2 separate regions of the Homo sapiens genome follow, and region 2 is linked to region 1. Evidence: chromatin contacts called from ENCODE Hi-C data. All regions are on one chromosome and are shown on one strand. Each heading gives the region's core, a stretch centred on a gene start or an enhancer-like site at or near the end of the contact. The rest is flanking DNA. Distances are from core to core; before and after follow the strand shown.

Region 1 (2,700 bases), core at 167-2,666:
CTTGCACAATGCCTGGGATATAGTGTGTGTGTGTGTGTGTGTGTGTGTGTGTGTGTGTGTGTGTGTAATTTTTTTTGAGACGGAGTCTCACTCTGTCACCCAGGCTGGAGTGCAGTGACTCGATCTCAGCTCACTGCAACCTCCACCTCCCGCATTCAAATGATTCTCCTGCCTCAGCCTCCCGAGTAGCTGGGATTACAGGCGCCCGCCACCACGCCCAGCTAATTTTTGTATTTTTTTTTGTAGAGACAGGGTTTTACCATGTTGGCCAGGCTGGTCTCGAACTCAGTGATCCGCCTGCCTTGGCTCCCAAAGTGCCAGGATTACAGGCGTGAGCCACTGCGCCTGGCCATAGTACATCTTTTAAAAAATATGTTAGTAGAATAAATGAATGAACAGGAGGGATGGAACTAGAGGTAGGTTAGTTCTGTATGGTATCAATCTAGACTGACATTCCTAAGGCAATATTTGGGCCACTTGCTCCCACAGTAGGCAAGAACCATGGGAAGACTAGGATAGATTATTTTAAATCAAGACTGGCCTGTAAAAACCAGGATGTGAGATCTCTGTGGCTACAGGAGCCCAGAGGGAAAAATCCAGATATCCACAGGCCTGGGATTCAATGCCATCCACACAGTAACACACCAAAGACCCGACTCCTGAGACCAGGTTTGGGTGGAGGTGAGCGAATAGCTACTGTGTGACATGTACCTTAGTTTTTACACTTTTTAATAAAACATCTAATTTCTTCCTTATGATTGACTTACGAGGTGTGTTTTAGAGAGGAAGAAATTAATGTTCAGAGAGATTCAATAACCCACCCAAGGTCATATAGCTGAGAAGCACAAGATAAGGGATCAGGATTTCTGCCAGGTTCCAAGGTCTATGCTTCTTCCACAGCCCTGAAGGGGCTGTGGAGTCCCGAAGGTGGAGGAGGGGACCAAGGAAAGGGGCAGCCCTGAGGATGGGTATCCCTAGCCAGCCTGGTGGGGCAGCCCATGGATATTGGGCTCTGGGCTGAAGAATTAATTTTGGTGGCCAAAGTGCCTTCTGGCGTCCACTCTGACATAACAGTAGGGGCCACCTGAGTTCCTCAGAGCCTTCCACACTGCATCACGAACACGGGTACTCTGACGTGCTCCAGCTGACGTCGGTGTCTGGTGTGATAGATGCCCTGGCTGTTGGCAGGGGAGGGGGCGGACGCTGCTGCCGCCCAAACCTCTAGGGGGTAGCACAACCCCCAAAACCGCCCCCGCCAGCCCCTTCGCGATCTGCAGGCGCAGAGAACCGCGGGTGGAGCCCCACACGTGGGTCCGCAGGGCGGAGGGCGGGGACAGCGCGGCGCCGGACTACAAGTTCCACAATGCCCCGGGCCGCGGCGGCGGGGAAGGAGGGGTGCTTCAGGTGCCTGCGACCTCCGCGCCTCCCGCCCGGAAGTGCCCGAGGGGCCGCGATGGAGCTGGGGGAGCCGGGCGGTGAGTCCCCGCGCCGTGACCGCGCCCACCCCGCCGCCCAGGGCCCCGGTCGGGCCGGGATCGCCGTGCCCTCCTGCGGCTTCGGGGGGCGGGAAGGTGGGAGGGGTGATGAGAGGTGGGGGTGGGGAACGTGAAGTCTCGGATTCCGGGCGGGATCTGGGGTCAGGCAGCCCGGGGGGCTTGGAGAGACTTCCAGAGGAGGCGCGGAGTTAGTCCTCCGCGGAGTGGGGTTGAGGGGACCTGGAGGGGGCCGAGCTGGGTGGGTGGTGACGCTCGGTGGCTCCAGATTGCCCAGGGGCGGAGTTTGACGTTTGCTGTGGGGGAAGCCTGGGAAGCAGTCCTGTGCCGCGGGTGGGGTTTAGGTGAACCGTAACGCGGGGGGCGGGGGTGGGGGCACAGAGGCTCTACCCCCACCTCTTAGAAACTTTAGCAGCGGAGTAGATGAGCCTGGGGTGAAGTCGGTGAAGGAGTAGACACACTGGGGTGAAGTGGGCAGGAGAATAGATACGCTTGGGGGTGAAGTTTGGTTGGGGTGAAGTTTAGGAGAGGCGTTGCTTAGGCCCTTACCTTGGGATAGGGTTTGGGTGAGTTGGGAGCTGGTTGAAGACCTCGAGCTCAGATGACAGAAAGTTAGGACTTGGGATTCGGCGATGGGAAGGGGCACCCGGAGGCAAGTTTGGGGCGACTGGGAGGCAGAGAAGCCGGTACCCTGGGGTGGGTGAGGGGACGGAGGCTGAGGACGGTGGGAGCGTCGCGGTGGGGTGAGGGCAGGACCCTGTGGAGGTTCCAGGGCTCCTGGCCAGGGGGCCCGGGCCTCACGGGCTCTTTGTGCCTCTCCAGCTCGGTAGCGCGGCGGGCAAGGCAGGCGCCATGACCCTGATTGAAGGGGTGGGTGATGAGGTGACCGTCCTTTTCTCGGTGCTTGCCTGCCTTCTGGTGCTGGCCCTTGCCTGGGTCTCAACGCACACCGCTGAGGGCGGGGACCCACTGCCCCAGCCGTCAGGGACCCCAACGCCATCCCAGCCCAGCGCAGCCATGGCAGCTACCGACAGCATGAGAGGGGAGGCCCCAGGGGCAGAGACCCCCAGCCTGAGACACAGAGGTCAAGCTGCACAGCCAGAGCCCAGCACGGGGTTCACAGCAACACCGCCAGCCCCGGACTCCCCGCAGGAGCCCCTCGTGCTACGGCTGAAATTCCTCAATGATTCAGAGCAGGTGGCCAGGG
Region 2 (2,700 bases), core at 40-2,539, 390 kb before region 1:
CCTGAGCGACAAAGCAAGGCTGTGTCTCAAAAAAAAAACAAAAAAACAACACTGGTTAAAGGGAAAAAAAATCGGAAAGGTGATGTCAATCTCCAGTGTTTTGTTTTAAAGCATAAATATACATTCAGTCACTCATCTTGTGAAATTTTCAAATTGTCATCTTTGAATATGAGTTCACCCACTGCTGTTCAGTATGACTACATCCACGATTTGTCCATTATGACTTCTGGTTCGGTTTCTTCCGAGTGAGATGCTTGGGAAACAGTCTACACCTCAACTATTTAGATTGCTGTGATTTTCCCCACCAGTCTTTTTCAGTTGGTTTGGCACACCTTATTAAGGAGCACCGTTTTTAGTAGATCAACTCACAGTATTCAACTTCTAGTTTTCAGACAAACAAAACTCTGTCTACACATACTTCAAAAGTTTGCAACATAAATTATGACTATGATGAATTTAACTGGCATAAGTGGGTTTGGGAACAAATGGGGCTGTTTTAAATAATGCCTTTTTTTTCTAGTAGCTCGTAGTTTAATCAGCATTCTCAAATTTGAGACATGAGGGAGTATGAGAAGAGTGGTGTTTTGTTTTTTAGAAATCTGTATGCTGAATACACAAATATTTATGAATATCCAAGAAATACGTCAGTAAAACTTTCCGAATCAACCAGTTTGATTCAGAAAATCAGTGATCTCAAGAAATTTAGCCACTTAGAACAGTACACATTTATGATCTCACAGTTTTTGTGGGTCAGGAATCTGGGTGTGGCCTAGCTGTGTCCTCTGCTTCAGTCTCTCAGAGCCACAGTGTGGGTATCAGCAGGGGCTGCAGTCCCATCTGAAGGCTTGCCTGGGGGAAGATGTTTCCCAGCGTGTTCACGTGGCTCTTGACAGGGTTGAGTTTCTTGCAAGTTGTTGGACTGAGCTTCTTAGTTCCTTGCTGGCCGCTGGCCTGAGGCTGCCCTCTGCTCCTTGCCAGGTGCTTCACTTCATTGGGGCAGGTGCACAAGAGAGCCAGGGAATTTCCTGCATGACAAGCCACTGTCTTTTATAACCTAACCGCAAAAGGGACATTCCATCACCTTTGCCATATTCTGTTCATTAGACGCACGTCACTAGGTCCATGCAGGGAGATGACACACAGTGTGGCCACTAGGAGAGCAGGAGATCTGGGAGCCGGCTCCAAGCTGCCTGCCACACAGTCCTAGTTCTTTCAGCTGTTTCTCACGTGACAGGGTACTGTATTTTTGCCCAAGTGGCGACACTTTTAAAGATAGGCAAATACAGCATGCGGAGGAAACCGTGGTTCTGTAATGCAACCGCAGGTCCTTAGGACACCCATATCCCATTTGTTGACCCACAGCGAGCTTGTAGGGGGGTTAAATTTCATTTTTGTTTTTATCAAATGACAGCACACATCGTTTAAAATAGCACAGTGTGTAATTCATTCAACAAGCTAACTTATTCTGAAGCTTGTGATGCAATCATGAACAAAGCAGACAAATCCCTGCCCTTGCGGACCTATTATTTCTGGTGTGGGAGACAAACAGTAAAACGACACACATGCGAGATAGGATGTCTGTGACCATGCTGCCAAGAAAAATAAAGTACGGAAGGGGTAAGAAATGGAAAGGAAATTTGTCATTTAGGGTAAACAGAAGAGGTGTAAGAAGTGACATTTGAGGCTGGGTGTGGTGGCTCACGCCTGTAATCCCAGCACTTTGGGAGGCCGAGGCAGGCGGATCACGAGGTCAGAAGTTTGCGGCTTGAGAGTCACTGGGGCCGAGTAAAGATGGCCACCCATCAGAGGATGTTGAACCAGGCACCGTCCATCTGCTGCAGCAGAGTCCTCTGGTTGCTGTGCTGAGCAGGGGTGGCGGGGAAGGGTTGGGGCTGTGGAACTGATGCAGGCAGACTTGGGCCAGGAATTCACACCTCAGCGGCAGCAGTGGAGGGGAGTGAGAAGCCGTCAGATTCTAGGTAGGATTTGAAAGTAGAGCCAGTGATGTGCTGGCAGATGTTTGCATGGGTTTTTTGGGGGAGGGTGGAAAATGATTTGTGGCCATTTGCCAGCAGTCAGTGGTATAAATAATCCTGCTGTGGCAGATTTCAAGTGATCATTATGACATCTCAGATCCCCTTCCCGGTGAGAGCCACCTCCATCCTAGAGTCATCGGCTCATTGATCTGATTGAAAGCCAAGAGATACTGGCATCACCCAGAGAATGTATGTACCTAGGAAAGAACACAGGAGCAGGCTGAATGTACTAGGGCACTCTAGGAAAAGCTGTTCAAGTTGTAATGTAAACAGTTGGTTCTTTGCTGAATGAGTTGGGTGATTAAAATTTGCATTTATGTGGTTTCTCAGCCCAGTGGTAGGCTTTCCGTTTGAATGCCTTACCTGTTTCACTTTGAATATCCTCAGTCAGGGTTGCTGAGTGTCAGATGTATGCACATGTGAATGGATTGCTAGGAAAAAACAGGAGTTCTTTGTGTTCATTTTATGTTATGTTAAAATGGTGAGTCTGTGACATTTTACATTTTTCCAGCTGGCAACATAACATACATTTAAAAACTTCAACATTAAAATGGATGTCTAATTTATACTTTTTGTTTTATAGTTTTGAAGTGATTAAAGTTATCCATGGCAAATTGTTGGATATGGTGGGGAAAGTACAGTAAGTAGTACCATTTTATCTGCT

The links. A loop is a pair of places that touch in the nucleus more often than their neighbours do. Pooled maps may share reads with other maps.
Region 2: a map with no recorded cell type shows a loop between it and region 1 (10-fold over the local background). The contact joins the enhancer-like site here to the promoter of TMUB1 in region 1. A Hi-C loop is called at or near these places in 5 of 37 single-sample maps with no recorded cell type and 5 of 50 pooled maps.

What each region holds. Positions count from the first base shown.
Region 1 is chr7:151,082,209-151,084,908 of GRCh38, reverse strand. It overlaps TMUB1 (transmembrane and ubiquitin like domain containing 1), which reads left to right and starts at 1,416. Exons shown (of 3, transcript NM_001136044.2): 1 at 1,416-1,475; 2 at 2,316-2,700. The coding sequence starts at 2,346. RefSeq lists a silencer at 1,263-1,652.
Region 2 is chr7:151,471,525-151,474,224 of GRCh38, reverse strand. RHEB (Ras homolog, mTORC1 binding) reads left to right here. Exons shown (of 8, transcript NM_005614.4): 5 at 2,620-2,676. Among named protein-coding and RNA genes, the nearest start is that of CRYGN, 33 kb to the right of the region's middle. RefSeq lists an enhancer at 900-1,159 and a silencer at 2,380-2,429. Within about 2 kb of position 1,289, at least 5 of the 41 ENCODE cell types and tissues checked have a DNase peak (open chromatin) inside an H3K27ac peak, as active enhancers do.